Linked DNA regions of Mus musculus: region 2 is linked to region 1. Evidence: chromatin loops called from intact Hi-C (ENCODE). Cell type or tissue: heart. All regions are shown on one strand.

Region 1 (5,000 bases):
TGGAAGGTGTCTTAGTCAGGGTTTCTATTCCTGGACAAAACGTCATGACCAAGAAGCAAGTTGGGGAGGAAAGGGTTTATTCAGCTTACACTTCCATACTGCTGTTCATAACCAAAGGAAGTCAGGACTGGAACTCAAGCAGGACAGGAAGCAGGAGCTGATGCAGAAGACACGGAGGGATGTTCATTACTGGCTTACTTCCCCTGGCTTGCTCAGCCTGCTCTCTTATAGAACCAAGACTACCAGCCCAGAGATGGCACCACCCACAAGGGGACCTCCCCACTTGATCATTAATTGAGAAAATGCCTTACAGCTGGATCATTTCCCCAGCTGAATCTCCTTTCTCTGTGATAACTCCATCCTATGTCAAGTTGACACAAAACTAGCCAGTACAGAAGGCATCAGCCACTCTGTGTTTTTTTCCTAGGGATAATACTCCAGACAAAATAGACTGCACCTACCGGGCCCCATAAGGAACTGTGTAAGAAGCACGCTATGAGAAATCTTCCAGAAGGTCTTAGAGAGGTTGTGCGTTTGTAGTCAGCTGCTAAAGGAGACTTAGCAGTTATCAGCCGTGGTTGTCTTCAAAATCATTTTTACAGAACAGGAAGTGAGGCAATGAAAAGCAGCAATACATAATCCTACTGTGTCTTCCATGCCTTGTCTCGGTGAACCTTCCCTGGGAGAGCTGAGCTCAGGAACGGCAATAGCCTTGGGAAAGGATGGACTAGTTTCTGATCAATAGTTTTACACCAGCCATGGGTCTTTGCGCTTTACCTTCATGATTTTATTCAGTCCTTTTGGAAAAGAAAAAAGGTGATGTCCATTTAATAGATAAGAAAGGCATGTTTCAGAGAAAATAGGAGAGTCATGTGACACATGCCTAGCCTATTAATGTTTGCAGAACTGCGACAAAATTCGTGACAAAGGCAACTTTGGGAGAGAGAATTTATTTTGGCTCACAAATCTCATGGTGGGGAAGGCACGGTGGGAGGAGCTTGAGGCAGCTGGCCACACTTCCCTCGAAGTCAGGAAGCACAGAGAGGCGAATGCTGGCTCTCAGCTCGCTCACTCCTTTTCATTCAGTCTGGGACCCCAGTCCAAGGGATGGTACTGTCCACAGTTAGGGTGGATCATTCTACCTCAATTACCCTAAATCTAGAAACTCCCTCACTGACATGCCCACAGAGATTTATCTCCCAGGTGTTTCTAGATCCCAGCAAGCTGACATCAGCCATCACACCGAAAATCCTAGTCACTAAAGTAGGGCGTGGCTCTGTAGCTCCAAACTGGTCCAGAGCAAACTGCAAGGGAGCCAGACTTTGAGCTCCATTGCTGTCCGTGTAGTAGCTGTGCTAACCCTGCTCCAGAGCTAACCCTGACCAGCCCCAGAGTCGGTGCAGATGCATGGTATGCAGGAAGTGCGCAGTCCTACAGACCCCCCCACCCCTGGCCCTACCCCTTCCCCGGCCCCATCCCCATCCCGCCTTCTCCCCTCCAGGGCGAGACTGGCTGAGGTCTCTAAGAAACATTTTGAGAAAACGATTTGTAGCTAGAAAACCTAAGTTCTGAGAAGCCTGAACCCTCATCTTCAGAGAACTGGAAGCAAGGACTTGGAATTACCCAACAAATTAAGTTCATTTTAATATCAGAATGCAATTGGGAGAGAGGGTCTGGGGTAAAAGAAAAATAAGTGTAATTGCTTCTTTTTTCAGACTCACATATTGCTTTGTTCATTACGAAATAACAAAGCATTATTTGATCCCATTACTCTGTAAATGAGATTGAGGGAAGGGTACATCTGCATTCACGCGGCAACAGAGTTGGGAAACGTTTATCCCACCGACATTTAAAAATAGCAGCTCCGTCTTTCGTGGTAATGAAATTGTAGGTATTTTCATTGCAGAAATATATTTTACAACACACACAAATACGGCAGAGTTAAATTTAGTGCTGGGGAATGCTCTCGTGGAGGCTTTCCTCCGGGCTTGGGTTTTCTGCACTGGGCTTTTGTTTCTCCAAAACCAAAGCCTGTCTGTGGGCAGTGACAGATAGGGACACAAAACCACTGGCGAATTTTTTTTTTTTTTTTTTTTTTTTTTTTTTTTTTTTTTTTTTTTTTTTGGTGAGAAAGAGGTTAAGTTTCTGGAGCCATTCAGCATGTACACCTGCCCTCTTGTGGCACGTATCTGTATATTCACAGGTTTTAAGACCAAGACAAGGGTTATCCTAAGCAATATTCCAAGTGGGTCTCCTCTGCTGGGTGTGATGTCCCTCAAGGTGCTCACATTTGGCAAAACTCCTGTACTAACCTGCCACCGTTCACTTCCCTCTGTACTAGGGCCTGGTGACAGGCTACCCCAAAACTTCATGCTACCAAACAACCATTCTCTGAGTGAGAAAGGCAAACAGGAAAAGGTTTGCATGGGGCCTCAGGTAGAAGACTGGGAGCCAGGGCTTTGATACATCTGAAGGCTCATTCACACAGGCCACTGGCTTGGTATACTCCGGCTGGGTCAGAATGGGTTTGGTTGGTTTCCACAGAGGATGGGACACGGTGTGACTGTTCTCTCAACCATTTTCTTCCTAGCGAGCATTATATTATAATATATATTATGTCCTTAAAGATTATTATTATTATCTGAAAGAAGTGAATAAAGAGGCGTGTGTGTGTGTGTGTGTGTGTGTGTGTGTAAGTCCAATAGTCAGCTTCTGATCTCATTCCCTGATCTCATTCCTGTTACCACTTTTAGGAGGGTCTCATAGAACCCGGAGCTCCCCAGTTCAGCTAGGCTGGACAGCCAGGGAGCCACAGCACCTAGCATCAGAGGTGTTGGGATCTGCATGCTTGCAAGTACTTTACTGACCTACTGACTGAGCCATCTCCCAGCCCAGGGATTCTTTGTCATTAACAGCAGTAACTCTGGGCATCAGGAGTCGATCATTCCGCAGAAGAGAGCCAAGGAGTCCCAGACACTTCACTGAAGACCTAGAGTTTTAATGCATTTGATTAACCCTGGAAGCCCAGAGCAAGGCTTTTGTTCTGAGTAGTAGTGTGTGTTCAACCACTGGCAAGTTGTTTCATCAAGTGAATTTAAAAAAAAAAAAGTTTAAAATTACTATAAAAACGAAAAATTTAGAAAACAGGACAGAAGTCTCCTCCTGTCCCCCAGGCACCTCAGATCTGGGATGGCTGCACACTTGCTGCCTTCCCCACAGACAGGCGGCCTTTTACTCATACACAGTGTGCACTGTTGCCTGCTTCTTTTCACTTAACATTTTATATTTTTTATAAGCAAGGCAATTCCATCTGAGTGGCCATTCGTGCGCTGTTTTGAAAGAAGACCATGGTCAGAAAGCTTCATCAGGAAATGAAACTTTGCACTTACTGGTCTTTGGCTTTCTCAAAAACGGACACAGTTCTACCTTGTTCGAGTGCACTCTACACAAAGGAACAAAGATATGCCACGAAGTAATTAGGAACTAGGTGGGGGGTAGGACAGACGGTTATAAAGGAGTGGTGTTAGTTGGCTGTGTGTGTGTGTGTGTGTGTGTGTGTGTGTATTCCTGTAGTATGCAAATTGCCCTGCCTGTTTTTTTGTTTGGTATTGTCCAGATGTTTAAAAACAAGCAACTGGTCTTTCCACAGTCATTTAAGGGAAAGGATAAAGGAAGTTTGCCACTAAGTGTCTTAAAACAAAACAAAACAAAACAAAACAAAACATGGCTGATTATCTTATATAGAACTCACAAGCATGCAGCTTCTAATGTAAAGTAAGACTTGTTAGAGAGACAGGCAAAGCCCATTCCCAACTTTGCAAGGTCTGTCTTTGGCATGAGCCATTGAAGGGACTCTGACCTCATGACATCACGGACAGAGTGTGTCCTGGCAATTTCCACAGCAAACACTCTAAGGTGGTTGTTCTTACTGGAGATCCAGAGGCGGCAGTGTGTGAGCTCTGGACACCGTGCCTTGTAAAATGCATTTCTTTGTATGCTTAGTTTAGAGCAAATGTGTTCTCTCCTCTACCTGTGATCACAGCTATTAAATAAATAACCGATGGGACTCCATCGTCAGAGAAACACAGCCCAAGTGAAAAGCTGTCATCTTTGCAGACGTGTCTTTACTTCCTGCTATGGCTTTGGCTAGCAAAATGATAGTTGCTATTTGCTGAGCTAGAAAACACCCATTTTGTTAAAAACAATACAACAACAAAAACCTGAAGGTTAAAAATTGCCCGGGTCTTCAGGTTTGGGTTTAGTGGTCAGCTCTTCTGAAAATGCTCACCTATTCATTACCGCAGTGAGTTGTTGCTGGGGCCAAAGAGAGGCATAGTGCTAAGCTCCACGGCAAACTAAAAACAAATGTTTAGAAGGAGCCTACCTTTCACACACTTGCAGTCTTGGAGGAAAACAAACCTTATACACACAATGTCACCCGTGTCATGGTCAGGGCTGTGAGGAGTTCTGAGGAAGAATCTACGTTATCTGTAAATGGAACGACCCAGTTTTCTCTTAGCAAGGCAGAAAGAGAGCCACAGTCAGCAGATCCAGACCCACCACCCACATAATTGACACTCCTTGCTTCTCTGCAGCAGAAAATAATGTTGGCATATTGGAATATCAGAACCTGACTTGTGGAAAATTTAACAGCAAAGAGTCTTGACAAGTGTGCACCCTCCCATTGCTCCTCTATCAAGTATGGAGTCATTGAGAGATCAGCCTCATTGATGCACGTGTGTGTGTGTGTGTGTGTGTGTGTACAAACACATGTATGTTCATGTGGGAGAGTGCACACCCATGAGTATATAGGCCTGAGGACAACTTCAAATGCTATTACTCAAATGCTGTCCACTTTCTTTTGAGGCAGACTCTCTGGCCTGGAGCCTACTGGTTATGCTAGACCAGATAGCCAGCAATCCCCTGGGACTCACTTGTCCCCTCTTCGTCCTCAGGCAAGGATTCCAAGTGTGGATCACACCTGGCTTTTTAATGTAAGT
Region 2 (5,000 bases), 540 kb before region 1:
CCTGGAATGATTGACAGCTGTCAGAGAGGACTGTTGTCACTCCCTGAGCACATAATAGATTCTGTAAATGTCCCTTTCTTTTTCCAGTGTGGGTTAGGGAGTGGGAAGAGAAGACCTCCCTTTACCAGAGTCCCCCATTCAGGTCCTAGAAGTTTCCTAAAAGAACCCCATCCTGAGATATGCACAACGTTTCACTCACAGACAGGCCAGTCCACCATCCAGTAACAAGAGGAAGCGGCTTCTCCACGCAGCCCAGCCCAGTGCTGGGCGGGCGACCCAGCCAGTCAGTCCCTGCTCGGTACTCTCAGTTGGTTAGAGCCCCATCTTCTATCCCCAAAAGCACAAGTACTTGGGATGCACACACCGATAGCTCGTGCTTCAGCCATGGCCTTTCCAATCGGCATAGCTTCAGAATACTGAAGAGTGACAACTTACACAGGTAGCCATGTCCTTCTAATGCCTGCCCCCAGCCCAACCACTGATTCCACACTAGAAAAATAAAATGGCATACTGTGTGACCAACACTGACTCAACTAGACTAATCCAGATTGTAAAAATGAAATACACTGTCAATAATTTTGGCCGGCTCAGAGTGTGCCACTGTCGGGGGTTTCACAGAATCTAGAGGGTTTATGTTGGTGGTAGAGAGCTGGCCTTTATTAACTTCTATATGGCCTTGGGTTTGAAATGCAACATTAGAGAGGGGGTGGGGGGAGTTACACGGTTTGTAAATCCGAAGAAAGGGTTGCACTGTGCCACGGAAATCCACCAGGCTAAAGGTGAACCAGTCAAGGTAGTATCCCCACCCCCCACCCCCCGCCCCCCTGCCCGATGAGGATTAGCTTTAAAACCATGATTTTCCTGGAATAAGCAAGTGGTGTGGTCTTACTTTGAGCTGGGACTCTTAGCCCATACAAATACATTCCTAGTGTCAAATGCGAGCCTCAAGACTTCTGTATATTTTTCGCGTGCTAAAAGTGATAAACAAGGCATGAGAACTTAAGCAGAAAGATCCTTTCATGTTCCTAATTGGCTGTTTTATTTGGGTCATGTTGAGAATCCAGCGTGGGTCGTCACATTCTACAGAGACTCTCTAGAATTTTCACACATTTTAAAAGCCCTTGTCCTCCAAATATGCCTTGAAAATAAATATTTTAGTTAATAATAGAGGCAGAACAGAGAGGGATAAAAGCAAACAAGCAAATGTCCATTCAGATTATGAGGCATAGAATGATGGCGTGCGCTCAGGCTGCTCAGGGTGAGCAGTCGCTAACTCTTCCCCACCTAGGCGTGTGATGTGTGCTCTGTGGCCAAAGAGCCTGTCTGTGTAGTGGAATGCGATCTGTCATCTCATCTGCTATGGGACAGAAAAGCTTGTCCCGGTTGCAAGAGAAATTTTCATTTAACCAAGTAGAGAATGCCACCAACAGGAGAAAGCATACACAATATTGGAAGTTCTCACAGAATGTCTGCAGAGGGGTCACAATACAGCTGTTGGGTGGGGGCGATGACCCAGTACCCTAGTGATCACTGTGGGCAGAGTCCATGGCCTGTGACAAAAATGTACATATACAGTGCATTTCCTGGGGTTCAGTGATGTGTCCAAGCACAGGTAGGATGGCGGCCAGCAGCCTGGACCTGAGAGTTAGACCACAGTGAGACCCACCAGGCCGTGGATCCTTGACAACATGGAAACTACAGGATAGACATAAGAGGCACACTAGATAATATGTCATTATATTTTAATAAAGTGAACACAGACTGGAGAGATGGCTCAGCGGTTAAGAGCACTAACTGCTCTTCCAGAGGTCCTGAATTCAATTTCCAGAAACCACATGGTGGCTCACAACCATCTGTAATGGGATCGGATACTCTCCTCTGGTGTGTCTGAAGTGTACTCATATAAATAAAATAAATCTTTAAAAATAAAAGTGAACGCAAGTCTAATGAAATAGCAAAATAAAATACTTCTTGTTAAGCTTGAACTATTTGCCCATAGAAAAATTACTAGTTCTAATATAACTTCGATTTAGTTAAAGTGAACACGTATGAAGCCATAATCTGTGTCTAGTAAAAGCAATTTTAGAGGTTAGTTACAAATTACAACAATAAAACATTTTTAAAGCGTCTTAAGATCTTGATTTGTTTTTGTTTTAAACACGCCTGCCTCTTGACTTCAGTTTGACCCCACAGAAGTCCCTGACTCTGGACTGTCCCAATTTGGCAACACTCTGTCCCATAAAAGACTTCAGTGGGTTACCTCTTGACACGGTGAGGTCCAAAACACATGTCTCAGTACCTGCATCTTATAGCCTTTATCTGCTTATCAAAAAAGCAATGGAAAACAAGACCAGTCCCACCCTACCCCGTGGTCAACCTGTCATGCTGGGAGCAAGATTAGCCCACGGGAAACATTTTACCCAGCGATGAGGCTCTTGATCCAGCAGAGGGCACTGCTCACCCTGCCTAGACATCCCCAGACTGCAAAGCTGGGATATCTTTGCCTGGGTCTCAAATGTGAACTCCATAAGAACCCAGAGAAAATACGTCAAATACCCTTGATGGAAAGGCCTGAGCACTGTGTGTCTTAGGAAGCAAGAGAGGCAGAAGGCACCTGGCCTCCCTTCTAGCCATGGATGCTGAATGGTGGGATGTGACTCCCTCCCCATTGTCTCACACCTCCCCTGAGAGCCAAGGTCTCCCCCCTCCCGCACGCGCACACACACACACACACACACACACACAGGGCAGGCCAAGGAAAGGTGGTCCAAGAGCCAGTGAGTTTCCTGACCCACAGTGTGAGGTTTTGTCCCGCAAAGGGGCACAAACTGCCCTAAGGGGTAATTTTCCTTTATGCTTGCAATTCTCATTCAGAGATATGTGAATCCTGGTGATGGACGATGGGAACAACTTGGCAGTGAGAGGATTTAAGACAGAATAAATAGGAGGGTACACAGTTCTCCACAAGCCTGATAGAGTTTCCATCAGACTAAAACCTGGGGGGGGGGGGGGGCGCGCACACAATTGAGCAATTGTTCCTTGACCCTAAGGTCCCTTTGTTGTAAGACTTCAGAGTACATGCCCTTCCCCCCAGAGCAGACACTAAGCAGGCAGAGGAGGGAAAGTAAGAAGGATTTCCCATTTAAATATAATTATATATCTTCTTCATTAACTTTGGGGAGGAGCATATTCAACCAGACCTGTGGGAGGCAAAGAACAGCTTTCAGGAGTTGGGCTCTCACCATTTGGGTCCTGGGTTTAAGCTCCAGATGTCAAGCTTGGTGGCAAGTACCTTCCGTTTAGTACTAAACTACCTCCCTGGCCTGGATTTCCTGGTTTTAGATAGGGAGGGCTTAGAAGCAGCAGAGCCTCCCTCTGCCTAACCACAGCTGGCCAGTCAGGAGCCATGGAATGATGCAGGAAAGAGGTGTGCTTTAACTAGTCATGTTCCAGGAGCGACACCATGCTCCACCTAACCCCAGACACTCCATGGGACGACATTCTCTGACCATTGCTTCAAACACCGTTGCTGTGGCAACAGGATACCACTTAGAGCACACAGCTATTTCTTGATTATGATATGGCATACTTAGTTTTTTAGTAAGAATGCGCCAAAATGTGGGAGGTGCCAAATGGGATTCGAGGAGCCCCCGATCGCATCTCCATACAGCCTGCCATCTCCTTTGCCACAACTTACATCACAAAGTACCTGGTGGCCAAAGACAGGCTAACAAGGAGGGATTTTGAATTTGCCTCAATGTCCTGCTAGAATGACAGCTATGTCTTCAGAAAGGCCTCAGCACTCGGTGAACCTATTGAAGGATTTTCTCTGCTCTTCCCTTATTCTAAAGGGACAGTCTCTCTCTGCCTTAGTCCCTGCTGCTCACCCTATCTGCCTGGTGGCTATGTCACCCCAATGAAAGATGCCTGCCTTCTCCAGTCACCAACCCAAGTTTCACCAAGAGCAGGGCCCATAGCCTTGTGTGGCTCCCAGAGCCCACTGGCTGCCTGAAATCCCAAGGCCAAAGAAAAATCAAGTCTCTGTCACAGGGGACGGGAAGGAGCAAAGAAAGGGGCAGCATTCGACTGGGCTTCAGGACCAACATCCCAGGTGTGTGAGAGGGTGGGAAGAGCGTGCTTCCTCTCTCACCTCTGACACCTGGCTCTGGGGTTGGCCTGGGGACCCGGATACAGTGGGAAAGTCTCAAATTTTAGGAGGAAGAACAATCAAATGGAAGCAGACACACAGCTTTGCTTCTGGGAAGTAGGGCGTTGGCCAGAGGCGGAGTGCATGCCAGTAGAGGACCTGCTTCCTCTGGGAGGACCTGGCTTAGGCTCCAGGAGTAAGGACCTACTCATATATCCAGACCCTTACAGGTTCAGCCAGACCCAGAAGTCGCACATGGAAAGGGGGACGGGGAGAAAGAAAAGCTGCATCTTAGCTTAATGACCAAATCTTTCTCCAGGGGATCTAATGCCCTTTCCGGCATCCACAGGTACCAGGCATGTATGTGCATACATATATCATACATGCATGGCTGTGTGCACACAAACACATATGAAATAATAATAATGATAAATTTTTTTTAAAAAGAGAGAGATTTAGACCTTGTGGCTGGACTACCATTTAAGAGTTCTGTAGGATGGAGAGTTTGCACAGCAAAGCCCTGCTTCTCAAATTATTTACAAACAAAACTTTTATTAGGAAGGATACTGAGGCTCCTGGCCCTTTGGGGACCCTCACTGGTGGGCATCCGCATCCTTTTGCTATATTTGCTTGTAACAAGCTGGCTTCTAGCATGGCCTTGTTCTTGCTGTCAACTCTGGGGATGTCCTATGGAGAAGTCTGAGCAATCAAGCATCAGAGGGGACCAGGGTCAATATCCAGACAGCACTACCTTAGGTCTCTGTGTCAGAACACCCTAGCCACAGGCACCCACTTAAGCCGGGTAGATTCTGACCCCAGGAAATGAAGATGACCAGGCTTGGTGGTTTAAATC

What was found. Hi-C counts contacts between places; a loop is a spot of excess contacts. Peaks named below come from ENCODE experiments on the same cell type or tissue, not always from the same donor. Only the 100,000 strongest peaks of a DNase experiment are listed, where the experiment ranks them.
Region 2: a loop joins it to region 1, with 2.3 times the contacts of the local background. A loop is called at or near these places in 5 of 42 quality-filtered maps.

What each region holds. Positions count from the first base shown.
Region 1 is chr7:133,569,938-133,574,937 of GRCm38, forward strand. No RefSeq gene overlaps it. Among named protein-coding and RNA genes, the nearest start is that of Tex36, 30 kb to the right of the region's middle. In heart, a CTCF peak has its summit at 2,191 (motif pointing left); no DNase peak of the experiment used is centred here.
Region 2 is chr7:133,030,294-133,035,293 of GRCm38, forward strand. It overlaps a transcript of Ctbp2 not described here. Among named protein-coding and RNA genes, the nearest start is that of Ctbp2, 18 kb to the left of the region's middle. In heart, a CTCF peak has its summit at 2,447 (motif pointing right); a DNase peak (open chromatin) is centred at 2,458; H3K27ac peaks cover 1,675 bases.